Regions from separate parts of the Mus musculus genome. Here all the other regions are linked to region 3. A link is a loop called in an ENCODE intact Hi-C map of the cell type or tissue named here. Cell type or tissue: gastrocnemius. All regions are shown on one strand. Each heading gives the region's core, and the rest is flanking DNA. Links, peaks and the distances in the headings are about the cores only.

Region 1 (6,855 bases), core at 2,471-4,970, 280 kb after region 3:
CTGAGAGGGCCCTTGCACTCTGCAGGACCTCAGTGTGGCAAATGGGGACATTCTAGAAACATAGCAGGAAACGTCCCAGGCCCCTGATGTCCTTCAGTAGTGTCAGACAGAGGTTGAGAAGAAGCTGTCTGTCCAAACAGGAGCTAAGCCCACCCTCTTCAAGAAGAGAATTCTACAATGTAAGGCATTTACAGTATATAAGACAGGCTAGGGGGCTAGAGAGATGGCTCAGCTGTTAAGAGCACTGACTGCTCTTATGAAGGTCCTGAATTAAATCCCAGCAACCACATGGTGGCTCACAACCATCTGTAATGACATCTGATGCCCTCTACTGGAGTGTCTGAAGACAGCTACAGTGTACTTACATATAAATAATAAATAAATCTTTTTTTTTAAGGCAGGCTAAATTTCCACAGTAGAAAACTTGAAATTTTGTAAATTCAGAAACGAAAGTCATTCACTTGTCCTTCCTATTTAATTAATAAACTTGCTTTTGTTTATCTTTAAGACAAAACTCTCATGTACCCTAGGACGGCCTCAAAGTTGATGATGTAGCAGAGGATGACCCTCTTTTCTCTGCAGCCTGCGTGCTGGGATCACAGGTGTGTGCTACCATACCCTGGTACGTCTTCTCTGTAGGGAAATACGTCAGGGCTCCTGTGACTGCGATCCAGCCCTGACTGCCATCACTCTGTGAACCCAGATCTTGCTGGGACCTGCGGCTCACCTCGTCCAGCTTCTCGGTCTGTGACTTGAGTCGAGCCACTGTCGTTCTCAGATCTGTGTTCTCTTCCTCCAACTGCTGCACCCTGGGAAAGAAAGATGGCATGGCTCAGAGACTCTGGAGCAGAAACGGCCTTAGAGAGGAGGCATCTGACAACCAGCCTCTGCTTCCAGGAGAAAGAAACTACCACCCAAGAGAAAATGGAGACAAGAGTAAGAAAATGTCTCACAGGATAACTCAGGTCCAGCGTCCCCGATCCAAAAATCCCAAATGTTCCTAAATCCAAGGCTTTTTAAGCACTAACGTGATACCACAAGCCAAAATCCTGTATACCATGAAATGGCTTCATGTGCGGAATTATTAGTGCCTTTAATTCTGGCACTCGGGATACAGAGGCAGGAAGATCTCTGTTGAGCTCGAGAACAGCATAGTTTACATAGTGAGTTCCAGGGTGGCCAGAGTAACATGAGACAGTCTCAAAAATATGTATGTATGTATGTATGTATGTGTGTGTGTGTGTGTGTATATATATATATATATGTATGTATGTATGTGTGTGTGTATATATATATGTATGTATATGTGTGTGTGTGTATATATAAAACTACTTTCAGTCCTTAAGTTACTTTTTAACTGTGTGTGAGTTCAGTGTGTTGTGCATGTACGGGGGGGTAGTGTACATGGGTCACATTGAAAATGAGTTTGACAGAATTTTCAAATTATTTGAGACAGAATCTTTTATTAGTTTGCCAGACCAGCTGACCCTCCAACTTCTGGGGGTTCTCCAATCTCTGCTGCAGATCACTAAGGTTACAGAACACACTGCTGTGTTTGGTTTTATGTATGTTCTGGAGACGCGAATTCTGTATGGCACTTTACCCACTGAGCCATCCCCCTGGCACCATCAGCTATTTTAAAAACAAAGGAGCCGGGTGTGGTGGCGCACGCCTTTAATCCCAGCACTCGGGAGGCAGAGGCAGGCGGATTTCTGAGTTCGAGGCCAGCCTGGTTTACAGGGTGAGTTCCAGGACAGCCAGGGCTATACAGAGAAACCCTGTCTCAAAAAAACAAAAAAAAAAAAACCCAAAAAAAACAACAAAAAAAAAGAAAAAACAAAAAAACAAAGGAGCCAGGCTTGATTGTGTATGGCTTTAATCCCAGCACTCAGAGGCAGAGGCAGGTGGGCCTCTAAGTCTGAACCCAGCTGGTCTACAGAGTGAGTTCTAGGACATCCAGGGTTACACAGAGAGACCCTGTCTCAGAAAAAGAATGGAAGGGAGGGAAGGAAGGAGGGAGGGAGGGAGGGAGGGAGGGAGAGAGGGAGGGAGGGAGGAAGGAAAAGAAAGAGAAATGTCATGTTTAGACAGGATCCTATCTCCAAGATGTATGTATGCATAAATATATATTTCAAAATCTAAAAATTTCTGAAAGCTGGCCTTCAACATGCACACATGTGAACACACATGCACATACACAAAATCCTTCATGAAACACCGAGGAAGGCCACTTCTTGGAGGAGGAGGAGAATAGTCCTATGTCTGGTAAGCACAGGGCTCTCCCGTTAGCATCTGTAGTCTTAAGGCTATGCCCATATCTGCTCTCTATTCTCCATCCCTAGCCCTCGTCTGGAATTCGGAGTGCTCACGGCAGCTTCTCTGATCGGAGGCAATGATTCTCTATGGAGTGATTCCAGACAGCTGCCCTACAGTGACCCAGTGGGGCTGGCACTCAGATGGTTTTATAGGCAGGTGAGATGGCTACAGAATGTACAGAACCACATCTGACTCTGGCAGTGCCCTCGCCCCAGCTTCTGCCTCCTCTTTCTGGAGAAGCTTTTATCAACCTTAATGAGGCCTTGGGTACCCTAGGAAGGCCTCCAGACAAGGGCCAGGGAGGAGTCTGGACCTCCGTGCTAAGAGGTGTGAAGCTGGCTAAGGAAGTGAGGAGGGAGTATGCCAATGATGGGAAGTACCATCCATGGCTGCACACGAACCGCCCCAGGAGCTGTGGGAAGGGCAGCAGGTAAGATTACCCTCAGAGCCTGACCTTCTGTGCTCCTGCTTCAGGCCCTGTTCACTGCCCTCTCTCCTCTACCTCTCTGTTCCCAGCCACCTCTCTTGAGCCTGTAGTCATTTAAAACAGGAGTGTTTAATGTGAGCAGCCCCTTAGGACTCCAGCCCCAGAGCCATATTGCAAATAACAGCCTCGAAAGCCGTGGTTCTCAATCTGGGGGTCCCTTATCAGAGAGCCTGCATATCAGACATTCATATTACAATTCTTCATGGTGGTAAAATTATAGTTATGAAATAGCAAACGAAATAATAATTTTATGGTTGGAGGTCACAACATGAGGCACTGTAGTGAAGAGTCCACAGCCTTAGGAAGGTTGAGAAGGTGTTGGGAAAGGTGGGGAGTCTCAGGCACATGAGTTGGGAGGTCTCCTCACCAATCTCTGCTTAAACACCTGGGCCGGGGAATACCAGGACAGTGCCTGTCCCTCCAGGGGCCCCACCACGCCCAGCCAGTGACAAGACCACAGCCTCATCACAAAGCACACGATGCATGGTGTGGGGCAGGCAGAGAAGGGGATAGACGGGGTTACACAGCAGACAGAAACCCTGTGACCAGGGCCGGTACTCTTCTTCCAGCCTCTGACTTGGGTTCTAGCAAGGAAGATGCTGGTGTATGCAGGAGGCCACAGGCTCAGCTTACCCACACTCAAATTCAGGAGACGATCTGACAGCAGGGGGCGCTCCAGGCCTAGCTATGAGACCCAGCCTTCTGACCCTCCTCTGTGGCTTCCTCTGCCCAAGCACCATGGCTACCATGAACTTTCACTCTGCCTACTCCCTGAAGAACTGGCCGGTGCAATTTTATAGTATCTTAAGTAGAAATGCTAGGACGATTGGCTCAGCTTTACCGGAAACCCTCGGGGGCAGCACTACCCTCGGGGTGCAGAGGGGCGGGGCGCTGCAGGCACGAGGCCTGGTGCCCGCCTGGTGCCCACCTGGTGTTGAGCAGCTCCAGCTCTGTGCTCTTTTCCCGCTCCAGCTTGCAGTAGACCTCACGGTGTCGCCGGGCCTCCTCCTCCAGCGCCTGCTCCGCTGTGGTCTCCTGATCCTTCACCATCTCCTCCAGCTCGTGCACCCTGAGGTGGGGCGCAGACGCGTTCAGTCGGGGTGCACTCTCGTCCCATCGAACAAGGGCCTGAGCCCTGTCGAGGCCCTCAGCACACTCACTGTGATGGTGGCGGGTTCCCAGGCCTATGGGCCCTGAGCTTAGCTGACAGGTGAATTAGGGACACTGTGACATCTAACAAGAAGTGTGTCAATCACACTCCAGGGAGAAGTAGATCTAGAGAAAAAGCTCCAGAGGGGAGCGAGGCCACACGGAAGACAGTGAAGGCAGCAGGCTTGGCCACAGCTACACCAATGGCTTCCAACTCTTACCCTCTCTTTTCTATGGACTTCCTGACCAGAGCCACTCCAATTACTTAGGTCCATCCTGGCAAATGGCCATAAGAAATCCAGAGCCAGGAAGAGGTCAGGCCCCTCTGGAGTGATAACCCAATGCTGGCTACCGGAAGTCCAACAGTCCACAGTCCCTCCATCGGGCTGGGCTGGGGCATACAAAAAGGCCATGTGGGGACCCAGCATGTGGGACCAGACCCAGCACAGAGAAGTCTACCAAGTTTCTTGCATCTGGGAGGCCAGACAGCATGGGAAGCATCCTTCCCAGTCTCCCTGCTATCTGTCCTTCCCAGTCTCCCTGCTGTCCATCCGTTCCATCACCATCTGGCCACACACAGCGCCTCCTGGGCCCTCCTGCCTTCCACTCCCTGCCACAGGGGCATGTCCCCGGGAAGGGAGGTCAGGCCCTAGCACTCTAAGCCAGTGGCTCTCAACCTTCCTAATACCTTCCCCCCCTCCCCACCCCCTGCACCCATAAAATTATTTTACACTTTATAAGTGTAATTCTGCTACTGTTATAAATTGTAAGTATCTGATATACAGGATATCTGACATGAAATCCCTGCAGGGGTTGTAGCCCACAGGTTGAGAACAGCTGTTCTCACTCGGTGGGAGTCACAAGCCCTGGGGCTATACACCCAGGGGAGTTATCTAGCAGGTCTAGAATCTAGACCAAGTGGCTCAGAGCCGGAGAGACTGGGGACCCACTCTGCGCTCCCCGGGGCCACCGTGCCCCAGACCTGTGCACCAGCTGCATGTTCTCTTGCTTCAGCTTGCTCTTCAGGCCCCCGCTCGTCAGGCTGTCGTTCTCCAGTTCTGTTACCTTTTTTTCCAGGAAGCTCACCTGCAGCATGGAGGGTGGGGCAGGGTACAACAGGCTTTTGAAGGCACGGAACTGAGAATCTAGAAAAGCCCACGACAAGGATCTCCAAATGACTACGCAAAAAAGAACGCTCATATTTTGAGAGGAAGGGAGGGCCACGTGATTAGAGCCCCTCTTGCCCTGGACTCCTAGGTGGGCATAGGGTTCAAGTCCCCAGAGAGCAGCCCGGAGCAGGTCCCCCACACATCCCAGGAACGTGCAGACAGTGCCAGGGCCCACCTTCTCTGTGATGTCATTGTCACAGGAGTCGATGCTGTCACGGAACAGGTCCTCGGTGCTGCCATTACTGCTGCTGAAGTTACTGTTGTGCATGAGCTGCCTGTGGGGGTGGAGGGCACCTGCCTGCCATGTCTGCCACAGCCTGGGCCCCAACTCAGGCTACGGGCTGGGTGAGTTTTCAGTACAGGGGCTGCCAGAAAAGAGGTCACAGGAGGAATCCTCCACCTGACCACCTGACCTTCCCACCCAAACGACTTCTACTCTAAGGATGGTAGACAGGGCGCTCCCCAAGCCCGGTCCTGAGCGGAAGGGTAACACAAACAGCCATGGGCACACTAGAAGGCCCACTAAGGTTGACGAAGTGAGGATCTGAAGATGCTGATCCTACTAAGTGGGGACAGGGTGGCAAGGGCACGGGAAGGGGCTGCTCCGCCCCTCTGCTGTCTCTGAGTGGTAAGCACTCAGCTCTCTGTCTCCCAAGAGGGTCTTACCGTCCAAAGGCTGTGCTTGAGATCTTCCGGTTGGGGCTGGAGAGAGAGAGAAGGGGGACACAGTCACTGAACAGAGGGTCATGAGTACACTTCCACACCCTGCCCACTGCCCGACACTCGGGTATGATGGGCTGAAGGGACATCACTCATCACACCTCACTCAGTGAGGTGCTGCAGGAAACGCCCCAGGGGCAGCCCTGCAGGGACGCTGTACCTGACCGCACATGGGCCTTGTGCTATGGGTCCCGCCTGGCCCTGCCCCTCTGGCTGTGGCCTCACCTGTTGGCCTTCAGGTTCTTCAGCCGGGCCTCCAGGTCATTCAGCAGGTTGATCTTCTTGCAGCACTGAGAGCAGTACACGTCCAGCAGCTCGCTGTTGTAGGCATGTCGCATCTTCCTTGGGGTCTGTCCCGCACTGGACCGGGGGGGGGGGGGGCGGGGGGGGGGGGTTGGACAGGCAGGGGAGGTCACTCTCTGTGCTGCTGGCAGGCTGTGCCCCGCCCCACCTCACTGAGCTTGCTCAACCTAGTTCCCCAAGGCTCTTATTTCTATTTTGTGGCAGAGGAATGGAAATAAACCAGAGCATCCTTTTCCTTGGCTGCCAGAGATAGAGGTGTGTGTGTGAGTGAGTGTGAGTGCGTGTGAGTGCATGTGAGTGTGTGTATGTGAGAGAGTGTGTGTGAGAGAGAGAGAGTATGAGTGTATGTGTATGCTTGTGTGCATGTGTGCTACCAATTAGCAGATAGGGTCACAGGAAGGAATGACTCCGGCAGGCAGGAAGGAGCCACAGAAGGTCACTTGAAAGGTCCTTAGAACACTGAGGTTCTAGGAGGCAAGGTGACATAGACATTCCCTCACAGGGGTCTGCAGACTCCCAGGCCAATTAACTGTTTCTTCTCCAAAATAAAAGGCTTCCCTTTTATTATGTGACCCACCCCCACCCCCGCCCCAACCAGATGTAAGACGGTGGCACCCTGCCTGCCAGTAGAGCCTGGCAGTAGCCCTGGACAGAGGAAGGATGTTCTTTGCCTGTCTGGGACGAGGCTAGACTGGTTCTGACATTTTCCAT
Region 2 (6,855 bases), core at 2,590-5,089, 340 kb after region 3:
AGCTCATAACTGTAACTGCAGTTTCAGGGGATTGAATGCCCTCTTCTGGCCTCTGTGAGGATGTGCACAAACCCACACCTATATGCACATAAACAGAACACAAATAAGAATTTTTTTAAAGGATCTAATGTAATCTTGATGGACTCCTCAGAGAGGGATTTGTGGGTGTATCAGGAGCTTTGGTATTTGTGTCCTTTAAATGAACAGTCTGCACTCATGGGGAGCCAGCGTGGTGGTACACGCCTTTAATCCCAGCACTCAGAAGGCAGAGGCAGGAGGATTTCTGAGTTTGAGGCCAGCCTGGTCTACAAAGTGAGTTCCAGGACAGCTAGGGCTACACAGAGAAACCCTGCCTCGAAAAACAAAAAACAACTCTTCCCTAAAAAAAGCATTGGCACCTATTTCAGAACCTGCAGTCATTCAGACTCGGAGGCAGCATATCTATCTCTCTCTCTCTCTCTCTCTCTCTCTCTCTCTCTCTCTCTCTCTCTCTCTCTCCCTCCCTCCCTCCCTCCCTCCCTCCCTCCCTCCTTGGGTCCTGCATCGCATTCCACCAACCATGAGCAGAAAACAAAATGCTGGAGGTGTAGCTCAGTGGGAGGGGCTGTGCTTAGCATATGCTAGGCCCTAGGTTCAAGATGGTTCCCAGCACCAAGCCACAACAGCCAACAGAGCAATGACAAAGTAGCCATGTTGAACATACCTGGACTTGTTTCTTATTTCCTTGCCCTTGCTCCTAAACTGTGAGCTATGGTAGGTATTTGCATAGCATCTGCATTGCTTTAGGTATTACAAGGAACCAGGAGATGATAACAGGGACATGAGAGGTTATGACTGGGCTACATGCAAATACCATGCCATTTATACCCGATGCTTGAGCACCCACGGGTTTAGGTGTCCTTACTGGTCCTGGAACCAATCCTCTGCGGATACCAAGGGCTGGTTTTAATTCAAATCCACTGCCATGGTTTGAAAACAGTCAGAAGGGCTGGGTGTGGTACTGCACTCAGGAGGTAGAGCAGGCTGACCTCTGGTCCACATAGCCAGGCTAGTCAAGGCTAAATAAACAGAGAGACCCTGTCTCAAAAAGGGGGTGGGTTGGAGGTTAGGGTGAGAACGCATTTATCAAACGGACATGCTTGTATTCTAATAAAACTTTATTTATAAAAAATTCTTGATAGGCTCAAATTTCTCCATCTGTGTCTCTCTGCTTTCAATCAAGTCTTTAATCCATCTGAGATGAGGGGCAGAGGTCTACTCTTCTTTTTTTCTGTATTTGCTATCCAATTTTCTCAGCGTCATAAAACAGAGTCACTTCTCTTTCCACCTTTGTCAAAGGCGAGGTTGGCTGCCAATATGTGGACTTATTTCTGGGCTCTCTGTTCTGCTCTATTGCGCTGGCTGCCCATTCTCATGACAGGGCCACGCCTCTTTGCTTACTGTAGCTTTGCAGAGTATTTGGCTACTGTCAGGGGACAGACTAAGGCACAAGCATGATTACTGCATGGCATTTGTTACTTCTCAAGATTATAGCAAAGTATATGTGTCAACACTACAGAATAACAAGCGGTAATGAGTTGTTCTTGGTGGAACAAGGGAGGGAGAAAGCCGGGAGGAGGAGACTGCAGGATATCAAGGTTTGGGGACGGGGAGTAAACAGTACTTGTATATTATACAGTTTTGGTATAGTTGGTAAAATATAATTAGTACAGTCTTCTTGGCTTCTTATATTAAAAACAAAAAATGCAAAACTATTAAAAATCTACTTTGAAAAATTTTATTTTATATGTTTTGCCTATATGTTTACATGTGCACCACATGCGTGCAGTGGCCACAGAGGTAGGAAGAGGACACTGGATTGTCCGGGACTGAGGTTAGAGATAGTTGTGAGCTGTCATGTGGGTGCTGGAAACCAAATCTGGATCCTCTGGAAGTGCCACCAGTGCTCTAACCACTGAACCATCTCTCTAGCTCGAAAGATGTATATTAAGCTGGATTGGTGGCTCGTGTCTATAATACCAGGATTGGGAGATTGAGGCAGAAGGGTGACTGTTATTTCAAGGCCAGCCTGGGCTACATAGTGAGTGCTAGGACAGCCTGGGCTTCACACTGAGTTCAAAAACTGGTAGAAGCAGAGTGAGACCCTGTCTCCAAGCAATAATAGCAACAAGATATCTAGTCTTCTAGATGCTTAGAGAAACCCCGAGGACACAGGTGCTGCCTGCTGTGAAGGAGAGGAGCTCAAAGGGGCTCTGCCACTGTCATCACTGCCTCCCACAGTACAATGGAACCTTCTGGAGAGTAAGACTGAGCAGTGATGGCTCCCAGGCCTCCAGGAGGCCCAGCGCAGATCCTTCTCTAGGGTGGAGCAAAGGGGACCCAGAGAAAGAAATGCCAGACAGCCTGTGACAATCAGTGGGCAGAACAGATGGCCCAGAAGAAAGACAAACATCACAAAGGCCCAGAACCGAGACAGAACACGGCTTTCCCATAATGTAAGTAGATGGGAGGGGGAGAGATCGGTCATCGGTGGGGAGTGCTTGCTGTTCAAGCATGAGGTCTGGGTTCAGCTCTTAGATGCTAACACCCATGGAACAGACTGGACACAATCCCAGCCACACCGGTGACCCCAGGTTCAGCGAGCGACCCTGCCTCAAAGGGATAACAGGGAGATAGAGGCAGCACTGCATGTCCTCTTTTGGCCTCTACTATACACATGCATGTTGACACAATAAAATTAAACAAACTAGGAGAGATTTGACGTCACAAGTTTTAGGGTGTGAGACATGCTACAGTGAGAAGCAGGTGGGACCCCAGGTTCTACTTCACCTCCTGGGGGGAGGGACACTTGCTGTGGCTGTGGTGGGGGTTCCGGAGAGAGAACAGTGGGGAACTAGGAGGCTGGGGAGACAGCAGCTGTGACAAAGAGAATTATGAAGAGCACAGGAGGGGAGGCTGCAGCGTATAAGGGTACCACGGGTGACTCTTTGACCTGGGCATCTTTAGATGGATGGTAACATTAGATTCTTACACTGGCAGCCACACAGCAGGAGCAGGTGACCTGCTGCCTTCTGGTTTGATGGGTTCCCTATTAATCTTCCCACATAGGTGGATGACCAGGTACCCAGATTCTCATAGTTAGGCTTTGCCTCACTGCTTGACATGGGTGGCCACAGCCCCTAGCCAGCATGCCCTTGCTTTGATGCCCATGGGCCCATTCCTCCACAGCTCTCATTACCATAGGGACTGGGGGGCCACACAAAAGGGAAGCCAGTAGGCAGCCCTTGGAGCAGACTGGGGAGTGGTATTTGGGGGTGGTGGTGGTGGAAGCTTGTCCTGGAGACACCATCCCTGGATATCTTCTGGCATCCTCTCACCAGACCAACATTTCCTGAACTGAGAAATATGGTCAACAGCACATGTAGCAACACACAGTGACACTTTCCCCAACAGGTGTGCCAGGCTCTGGGGACAAGGGTATGCCCCACAGTCAGCATCTAGTGCTGCACAGGAATGGTTAAATAAACATCCAGAGTGGACTTGCCCAGGCCTGTGGTGCCCAGCACCGGCCTCCATGGGACCTGGAAGAGGAACAGATGCAGAAGCCTATGTATCCTACAGCCAACAGGAAAGCACTTTATAGTCTCAAGGTGACTCCCAACAAGCCACAAGCTGCAAGTGACATCCACACCCTGAAGGGTTCACGTCCCTCCACTGAGGGCGCTCAGCTGCAGTCCTGACATCCAGCTGTGTGCCATTCTCTACCTCCTCAATCCCAGGCTCAGATCTGTACTCCCTGGAGACACACTGCAACCCCCCCCCCCCCCACAAGAACCAGAATCTGGCTGGCTTCTTGGTCCCACACTGACCTCTAGGGGACAGCTGGAGCACAGCAAGGTGCTGGGTGCCTGGTCCACAGCATTAGGATCTGCCTCTAGCTGGCTTCCTCGGAATTCTGACTTTGATGAGCTATGGGTTTGCTCCATCTCTTCCAGGAGCTGGGATTCCGGTGAGTTCTAAGGATTCACTCTGCCTGGATGGCTCAGGGACACTCAGGAGCCCACAGGCAGGAATTGGCCCATGTCCACCAAGCTATCTGACTAAGCCAAACCAAGTCACCTGCCATGCCTAGGAATACACAGCCTCAGTGGGTGCTCTGGCCAGAGCTGTGTGGAGGATGGGAAGAGGTTTGTCTTCCTGGAAGAGGCATAACACTCACAGTCACATTCTACAGTCCTACAGGGGAGACGGGAAGAGCCAGGTTGTTGAGATTGCTGGCTCCGTCTTTCTGCCTCTCTGGGACCTCTGGATTTTGGGAAAACAATACAACAAGACCATTGCTTATAAAGAATTCCCTCTTGAGGGTCAGGTCCTCCGAGCCTACTTCCCCTCTTTGCTAAATGCACCATCTTTTCTGGCTGTGGTTGAGACAGTACGGATGCCACGGAAGCTGCTGGAGCCCATGGAACATGTCCCTGCTCCTGGGTACCCCTGGGGTTCTTGGCCTCAGTGCATCTCTGTTCTCCAACTTCTCACTGCAAGCTTCGTTTTGACATGTCTTTGAAACATTGGACCTCAAGGGTGAAGGGGATGCAGAGACTCGGATGATTGTGGATCCCTGATTTGTCCTTGCATTAAATCAGACCTAGCCTGGCTGGGCAAGTCCTGCTTTTTGGCCAAGAAAACTGAGGTTCTGAGATGTTGAGGGGAACTTGCTGAAGTTGTATGGGTAGTCAGTGGCCTTAGTGAGGTGCGGATCCCATTTTTAAATGACGGTACCGCCTACTCATTCTGCACCCTCCACAAAGGCTGGGCCCAAAAAGAGTCCAGGGCCACTTAGTGTCAGCCCCACATTGGGGGTTCTCTGTCCCAGGTCTGGTTCCATTGGTCCTGAATGCATTCATGGACCGGACACAGTAAAACAGTTCTGGAGCCCTCAGCGCTGGCCTTACACACACTTGGAGCCTGGTTATCCAGGTCTACCCCTAACGGTTCTCAAGCTGAGCACAGTCTGGAACCAGACTTGTACCCTGGCCCCACAGCGGCTGGACGTTTAGTCTCTGTCATCTTCAAATTGTTAGACAAAATTTACAGGTTCCCTTTGTGAGGAGCAGGCATCTGCACTAAGCAGACTGGACAGAAAGAGCCTTGCTCATGACAGTGTCTCGTGCCACTAAGACGGAAACTAAACTGCTATGTGGAAATCAGGAGGGTCTTAGCTGGTACGGTAAGGGAGTCTCCTGCTACCTTAACCCTTTCAAAATAGCAGTTTGATGCTGGCCAATCAGCTTTTTGTTCCTGTTATTCAGTTTCTTTATTCCTGTGATAGCAACACTATGTTTTAAGTTTAAATTACTGTGCTTAAGAGAAATATAAAGCAGAAATGCTTCACCAGGGGGTAGTGCATGCCTTTAATCAGGAGGCAGAGGCAGGGGGATCTCTCTCAGTTTGAGGGCGTTCTGGTCTACAGAGGGAGTTCCAGAACAGTCAGGGCTACACAGAGAAACCCTGTCTCTAAAAAACAAAACAAAACAAAACAAAACAAAACAAAACAAAAGCCTGTAACCTGTAAGGTCCACTTGCTCAAGGACAGATAACTTCCTGAAATGCTGTAGTTTATGTACGATAACAAACCACACATTTTCACTTCTGTAAACAAGCTTGGTTGCCCCAACTGCACAGGATATGCACTTGATCATGGGTAGGCGGAGGAGGTACATAGGCAGGAAGTACGTCAGGATATATGCCTGCCCCTGGTTGGACAAAGGCAGGAAGTTTGTAGCCTCGTGAGTTTTGCCTTTATAAACTCCTGACTAATGGAATTCGGGGGCCATTCTCTGAGCTTGAGTCTCAGGAATGGTCTTGGCCAGTATATTTTTTTAATTAATTTATTTATAATATATACAGCATTCTGCCTACATGTATGCCTGCAAGCCAGAAGACTTCAATATAGATAGTTATGAGCCACCATGTGGTTGCTGGGAATTGAAATCAGGACGTCTGGAGAAATAGCCAATGCTCTTAACCTCTGAGTCATCTCTCCAGCTCCCCGGTCAGTATTTAATAAACCCTGTTGTATTAGAATTAAGTCATCGTCAGATGGTGAATCTCTGAATGACCAGATCCGTTACTGTTCCCACCTTACAAAACCCACTGTCCTGTTCCTGCCCTAGATCTTGTGTTAGTCCTGTTGTCAATGAAGGACTCGAGGAAGAGAGGGAGGGAGGGAGGGAGGGAGGGAGGGAGGGAGGACGAACTTATCTTGGCTCATGGTTTCAGAGTCTCACTGGGATCCATTGCTTGGAGACTGAGGTAAGACAGAGTAACACGGCAGTAGGAATGTGTGGTAGAAGCGTCATACCTCATGGTGGGGAAGGGCAGGGTGGTGGTGGTGGTGGTGGTGAACCTGATCTACCGACTTTTCCCTTTCTTGTCCTTTCATTCCGTCTGACAGGATGGCGGGGCCTGTATATTCAGGGCACATCTCCTTTTAGTTAACCCTCTCTGAAAACACCCTCCCCAACCCACCCTGAATGGCCTTTCCTAATCTTCTAAGTCAGTGTTTCTTACCTGTGGGTTCTGACCCTTTTGGGGACACATATCAGATCCTGTATATCAGGCATTTACATGACAATTCATAACAGTAACACAATTACAGCTATAAAGTAGCAATAAAATGACCTCATGGATGTGAGTGTCACCACAACATGAGGAAAGGGTCCTAGTACTAGGAAGGTTGAGAACCATTGTTGCAAGTATGTCTCAATCTGATCAGGCTCAATTATGAGAACCTAGGTAAATAATCTAACACCAGGATATACTCAGCCCGCATAACTGCAATCTTCAACTGAATTG
Region 3 (6,855 bases), core at 1,472-3,971:
TCTTGGTCATTGAGACAGGGATCATGAAACTCTATATTACAATAACCACTTGACTTGGGAGCTGGTTCTGTGGTTAAAGTACTTACCATACAAGTATGAGCATCAGCGTTTGGATCCCCAGAAACTGGAATCCCTAGAATTCATGTAAAGCACCCACCTGTCACCCAGGTTCTCCAGGAGTGCAGACAGGAGAATCCCAGGAAACTCAAGGGCCAGGTTGTTTGCTTCAAGCATCAACTGGGAGAAAGTGGAAGGCAGGGCTCAACACCCAACATTGTCCCGTGGGTCCACACACTCATACAAACTCACATCATTCAGTCACAGAGACATACATCATACACACAAACACACATCATATACACATTATACACATATCATACACACTAACACACATACACACCAACACATATCATACACACGTCATACACACAACAGATTAAAACAAACAAAACAACTACTTAAAAAGCCAAGCACACGGGAGCTGGAGAGATGGCTCAGTGTGGTTAAGACCCTGCTGCTCTTACAGAGGACTTCCCACGTGGCAACTCACAAACATCTGCAACTAGTCCTAGGGTACCTGCCACCTTCTTCTGATTTGGGCATTAGACACGACACATGAGTGGTGCAAATACATAGATGTATGCAATACATACATACATATAATACACACACACACACACACACACACACACACACACAATCAAACAAACAAATAAAAGCCAAGCACAGTGGCCCACAGTGCCAGCACATGGGAGATTCTGGCTGATCAGGATCAGGAGTGTAAAGCTATACTAGTGAGTTATGTGAAATAAAATGCAAACTTCATGTAAATGTGTTTTAGAGACGAAGGCTGGTAATTTTTCCTTTTCTTCTTTCCTTTTTTTTTTTCCGGGGGGGTGAACTGTTTCTGAGGATTGAGCTTAGGACTGTCTGTGTTCTATCACTAGCCCACTGAACTAGATGTCCCCTCCCATCCCCATTCCTTAGTAGGTGTTTTCAGCCTTCTTAGGTTGATATAATGGTGATGATGATGATACAAAATAGAGTTGTGTGTGATATTGCATGCCTTTATCTCAGCACTGGGGAGGCAGAGGTAAATGGATCTCTGAATAAGAGGCCAGCCTGGTCTACAGAGAGAGTTCCAAGACAGCCTGGTATGCATAAGAGATTCACTATCTCAAAAACCAAACCAAACCAAACAAACAACCAAACAAAGATGGCCACCTGCCTCTGCCTCCCAAATGCTGGGATTAAAGGTGTTCACCACCAGGGTCAGCTAAATGAATAAAACACTGGGCTGGAGAGATGGCTCAGCCTGTAAAGGCTAGGCTCACAACCAAAAATAAAACATTCATGTGATTCACATGAAGATCACAGCCTTGCTCATAGTACTGGGCACATAGTGAGACAGCTGTTATTATGACAGGCTGAGGTGAAGAGACGATTTTGTCATTTTTATTATAGTAATTCTTAAGGCAAGATAAGTATAACAGCTAAATATCAAAACAACAGTGGAGAGCACAGTTGAGAACTGTAGTTAGCAAAAAAAAAAAAAACCAAAAAAAAAAAAAACAACAAAGAACTGTAGTTAGCTCATTACTCTCTGTCAAATTTGTCTGGAAAGGAAGGATTACAATCTGTCAGGCTTGTTGACTTCCTTGAACTTAAAGAAACGTTATAAATGCCTTACACTTGCGCATTTATTTGTTGATTTTTTTTTTTATTATTACAAGCTTCCTGCCCACACTGGACTTGCTGTTCACAGTCATCCCCATTCTGACTAATAACAACAAGTCCTGCGTTACTATTACAAGGAAACTGCATCTTTAATTTACATACATGATTTCCTTCCATGTCTCAGATCTTAGATCTGAAAGGGCTGGGAAGTGATGAAGCTCACATTGACCTTTGTGTCAGTTCTGAGGCCAGTGGGACAAGATGTGAAACAGAAAGGGAAGGAAAGCAAGGAGCTGGGTGGCTCTGGGTGACTATGAAGTCTAGTTCCCTCTCATAAATCACGTAGAAGACCGGGGTAACGACGTGAGTGTTCTAATAACAGGTCTAGCAAGAAGCCCTGCTTTGGCTTTTTATCATCTTCCAGAACTTAACAGAGAAGGGAACCACAGATTTTTTTTTTAAGGTGGTAGTAATTATACAGCAATGTTGCTTCCAAGGTGGATCTCTTAGAAACACTAATTTGCTTGGACAATGTTGTAAGGAAGATCTGTGTAAATATTGATCTATTTCACCAACTTTCAAACTTTTCATTGTTTTCTAAAACAAATGACAGTTTCTGCTATTTATCCAGTGCCTAAAATTTTGAAGTATTTTGTCTACATAGGTCAAGATATTTATTTTTAATTTAAAAACCGTGTGTGTATTCACGTGGGCGGGCACACGCGCCATAGAACGCGTGTTGAGATCAGAGGATAATTTGCAGGAGTCAGTGCTCTCCTTCTACCGAATTTAGGTTGCCAGGCTAGGTAGCACGATGGCCCTAATTATTTAAATAATACATTTTTTCTCACCATTTTAAAAAGAACCAACCATTCAGAGGCTTTCATTGGGACGTGAAAATGCACGGTTACCATACTGGTTTCGTGAAGCCAGCCGACTAAGACCAGGGCAGCTGGTCCGCAGCCTTAGAGCCTCATCGAATTTGCATAATTAACAATATCGTCTTCAGTTACATTTTTTAGTTTTCAGTGTTCTCGGTGACGAGAAGCGAGAACCTGCGACAGGAGCATGATAAAAACAAATGACTTCCAGGTAGCGTACTTAAAGCTCCTATCAGGTATTCCGGGAGGAGCTTTTTCCGGTCTCCGAGGCGCGAGGATTTAGCCCCGCCCCCAGCCCCGCCCCCGCAAAAGATGCATTCCCAGACCGGAAAAGGTTCTTGCTGCAATCCTATAGTCAACCACAGGGAGGCGACAGCGGCTTCGCTAGAAAAGAGGGGCTCCCCAATGGCGGAAGCGGAAAAGGCGGGACTTACGAAGCACGTTCAGTCAATCACTAAGAGTGAGGCTGAAAGGTGGCTGTTCTCTACGCTTATCGGCCGCCCGGCTGCTTGTGAAGTTCCAGCCTCATGGCGGAGATAATTCAGGAACGTATAGAAGATCGAATCCCGGAGTTGGAACAGCTGGAGCGCATCGGACTCTTCAGTCACGCGGAGATTAAGTGAGAGAGGATCAGGGAAGAGGAAGGAGCGGGGAGGCCGGAGGGGAGCTTGAGGCCAGTGTGTGGCGGGGACCGGCGTGCTGACTTTTCTGAGTTTGTTTGTAGCTACCATGCTAGCAGAGGGAAAAGTCCGTGGCTGGAATTTGACCACGGTCAGAATTCAACTTTAACGTATTGCAATGCGATCCATAATCAGTCCGTTTACCCTTCCTACTGACCGTCATCCAATGGTCAGGGTCTTGCGGCCGTAAAGGTGATCCAGCCAGGATCCTAGCCCGTCAAGGATACTGGGCAGTGTGAATGGCGGGAGAATTCCGATTAGAAAATGGTTATAGTTTAAAAGTTTGGGGTATACAGCTTTAGATAGTCGAGTACAGCGCCACGGAAGCCCAGGGGGAGTGGGTAGGTCTCCCTAACTAAACTTATAGACTGAAGACCATTCAATTCATTTCCTATGCTTCTTTAGCGCTCTGCCACAGGGCACGGAATATAGTTGGCATTTGGTAATTTGGTAAAATCAGTTACTTTTAGTGATTTTCTGTAACAGTTTACTTTTCTATGACTCTAGATAAAAGTGCAGTAGTAGTGTGAGTGTAGGATCCGCAAAGAAAAACGTTAGGAAACACCGCGAGGACGCTTAGAAAGTGCTAAATGTTGCCCGGAGTCAGGGCACCGGCCTTCAATCCCAGGACTTGGGAGGCAGAGGTGGGCGGATCCCTGTGAGTGCTACCTGTCTGGAAAAACAAGGGGGGCGCGGTGCTAAATGTGTTACCATTCTTAAATATTGTCTTGAGTATTCTGTTTTTCTTAGAACACATGTATGCTCACTCCTTTGTCGTAATATTTAGTTAGAGACAATTTAGGTTTTAAGAATTTACATGCTGAAAATAGACCCAAGATTTTAGGATAGAGATTTGGTTAACAAAAACCTAAGCATTGAAGCTAAGAGCATTGCAGAGTGCTTGCTTAGCATGCCAACGCCTTGAGTTTGATTCTAGAGAATGTATACATACACACACACACACACACACACACACCCCAAGACAAGCCCCTAAGTAGCCTAAATTTGGAGGAGAAATCTTTGTTAGTATGTATAAATAATAAAAAGCATTAGGCATTATTTACTTTGCTGGTGGGAACAGTAATGATCTTGGCAACTGAGGTGATTTTCCTGAAAGTTTAAAACTGTATGTGGATGTTCTTAACAGCATAGAGTAAGTGTGTAACAGCATAGAGTAAGTGTGTAAGAGAATGCGTGCTTTGCCTGTGGAAGATAACTGTGTTCAGGAACTAGATGTTCCTGTTAAATGTCCGTTTTCGGTATATCCCAAATAAAAATCACATTTAACCTCTCAAATGTCACAGTGTAATTTGCTCTCTCTGCAGGGCTATCATCAAGAAGGCTTCCGACCTAGAATACAAAATACATCGGAGAACCCTTCTCAAGGAAGACTTTATCAACTATGTTCAAGTGAGTGAGTCTATAGCTTTTTAATTCCCTTCAAGAATTTTTTTTTTTTTTGGTTTTTCGAGACAGGATTTCTCTGTGTAGCCCTGGAACTCACTTTGTAGACCAGGCCGGCCTCGAACTCAGAAATCCACCTGCCTCTACCTCCCAAGTGCTGGGACTAAAGGCGTGCGCCACCACGCCCAGCTCCCTTCAAGAATTTTAAATCAGACAGTGGTGAGCTTCACAGCAGTTTTCTACAGAAATCCAGAATTCTATGATTGTGTGCACGTTTTTTAAAATTAGGATCAGAGATGACTGTGTGGAGGGCAATTGCCCAATAAGGCTTGGTCCTTGTCAGAGTGAACTATTTCCTCCTGTTGGGTCAGTAGATCAGCAACATCATTGTGTATCAGGATTTTAGCAGGAAACTTGTCTTCTGGCAGTGGGCCTGCTAGAGGAGTTTGACAACGGCAGGCGGTTGGAAGGTCTGTAGAGGGCTTGCTTAGCACTGTCAACCTGCAAAAGAGGTTTGCTTTGAGATTTTTTCCATCTTCTAAATGGACAAGAGATTGATGTTGAGATTAAACATATAGGATGAATTGTCAAAGGAGGGAGAATGGCTACTATGTACAGAGTCAGACCAGAAAGATGAAAAAAAATATCTGCAGAGGCCCCAAGAGAGTGTTGGGTCTGGAAGTGTTACAGATGGTTGTGAATGTGGGTTCGGGGGACTGAACTCCCCCCCTTTTGGAATTATAGCCACTGAGCCATCGCTTCAGTCCCCAGAAAGGTAGGATGTTAGCCATGATGGTGCTGCCTAGAATCCTAACGCTTAATGAGGCTGAGGCAGGAGGATCTTGAGTTTGAGATCAGCCTGGATACACAGTGAGACTTGTCTCACAAAAATCAAAACAAAAACATAAGACTTAAAGCTTTGCTGGATCTGATGGCTTGCACTTAGAATCTGAGGCAGGAGGCATGGCGGTACAGACTTTTAGATACACTACTCAGAAAGTGAGTAGAGACAGATTTTTTTTTTTCGAGGCAGGGTTTCTCTGTGTAGCCCTGGCTGTCCTGGAACTCACTCTGTAGACCAGGCTGGCCTCGAACTCAGAAATTCGCCTGCCTCTGCCTTCCAAGTGCTGGGATTAAAGGCGTGCATCACCATGCCCGGTTTTGACATACTTCACTAGCGCCTTGAACTTCGCCCCTCCTCCAGCCTTAGCCTCTGAGGTATAGATTTGTGCCACAATTCCTGACTTAGATTTTTTTTTAATTTTTAAATTGAAAATTAGAACATGCTGCTTTAAGTAGGAAGTTGGATTAATATTATAAATCTTACAAAATCTCATGCTACTAAGTAATGTGTTGTCTTTGCTTCTTAGCTGCCTACAAGACTCTTACTATAGATGTATGTGTGTGTGTGTGTGTGTGTGTGTATGTAAATTTTATGGAACTAAGGTGAATTTTCAGGGCATTCTAGAGATTTTTTTTTTGAATTCTGGCTATTAATAACAAATTGTCTTTTATTTCAAGTTGTTAACTTTTTTATGCATTTCCCGTATTTAAAACGTTATGCTCTTCATGTTTCTCTTTGTGTTTCCCCCTCCCCCATAGTATGAAATTAATCTTTTGGAGCTGATCCAGAGAAGAAGAGCAGTAAGTTAATGCTTAATTTTTTTTTTTAAAGTTTGTTTTATGTTGGGAGACACTGACTGTTGATAGCCAATGTTGTGCCCAAAGTGGATACTTGTAATTCTCTGATATTTTATTTATTTATTTATTTATTTATTTATTTATTTATTTGTTGATACTGAGAGTGAGCATGTGTGAAGGCTACTTTGGATAAATGTGACTCATTAACTAGGGCTTTGTTTTGTCCCTTTTAGAGAATTAAATATTCATTTAAGAAGGATGAGATTGAATATTCTATGGTACATCGGGTCCAGGGTGTCTTTGGTCGTGCTTCAGCGAAGTGGAAAGTAAGTGATGAGAGTGCACAGGAAGACACATGACGATGCCCAGTGTATGTATCGGGAGTTGGATATCTGACTCTTTAAATGCCTCGTCCTCTCTGTTCCTCTCCAGTCTTCAATACTTACCTCCGTGATGACACCGTTGCTTGAAGCAGGTTTTGAGCCACAGAAGCTGTTAAGAGCGTTTATCTCCTCACCTTTTTCTTACTCTGTGAGGATGATCCTAAGCACTGTGTTTAATACATTATTAAA

What was found. Hi-C counts contacts between places; a loop is a spot of excess contacts. Peaks named below come from ENCODE experiments on the same cell type or tissue, not always from the same donor. Only the 100,000 strongest peaks of a DNase experiment are listed, where the experiment ranks them.
Region 1: it touches region 3 in a loop (2.7-fold over the local background); 1 of 42 quality-filtered maps calls a loop at or near these places.
Region 2: a loop joins it to region 3, with 2.4 times the contacts of the local background. A loop is called at or near these places in 1 of 42 quality-filtered maps.

What each region holds. Positions count from the first base shown.
Region 1 is chr11:79,683,569-79,690,423 of GRCm38, reverse strand. It overlaps Rab11fip4 (RAB11 family interacting protein 4 (class II)), which reads right to left. Exons shown (of 15, transcript NM_175543.3): 6 at 6,067-6,201; 7 at 5,788-5,823; 8 at 5,297-5,396; 9 at 4,935-5,038; 10 at 3,732-3,872; 11 at 728-809. Among named protein-coding and RNA genes, the nearest start is that of Rab11fip4os2, 12 kb to the right of the region's middle. In gastrocnemius, for the core only: a CTCF peak has its summit at 3,473 (motif pointing right); DNase peaks (open chromatin) are centred at 3,475 and 4,359.
Region 2 is chr11:79,622,097-79,628,951 of GRCm38, reverse strand. The region is part of intron 3 of Rab11fip4 (RAB11 family interacting protein 4 (class II)); the gene reads right to left. Rab11fip4os1 (RAB11 family interacting protein 4 (class II), opposite strand 1) reads left to right here and starts at 5,789. Exons shown (of 3, transcript NR_003283.1): 1 at 5,789-6,052. In gastrocnemius, for the core only: CTCF peaks have their summits at 3,694 and 3,902; DNase peaks (open chromatin) are centred at 3,921, 4,061 and 4,447.
Region 3 is chr11:79,958,540-79,965,394 of GRCm38, reverse strand. Utp6 (UTP6 small subunit processome component) reads left to right here and starts at 3,008. Exons shown (of 19, transcript NM_144826.3): 1 at 3,008-3,177; 2 at 4,564-4,648; 3 at 6,245-6,286; 4 at 6,517-6,609. The coding sequence starts at 3,086. In gastrocnemius, for the core only: a CTCF peak has its summit at 2,939; DNase peaks (open chromatin) are centred at 2,934 and 3,887; H3K4me3 peaks cover 1,913 bases; H3K27ac peaks cover 1,322 bases.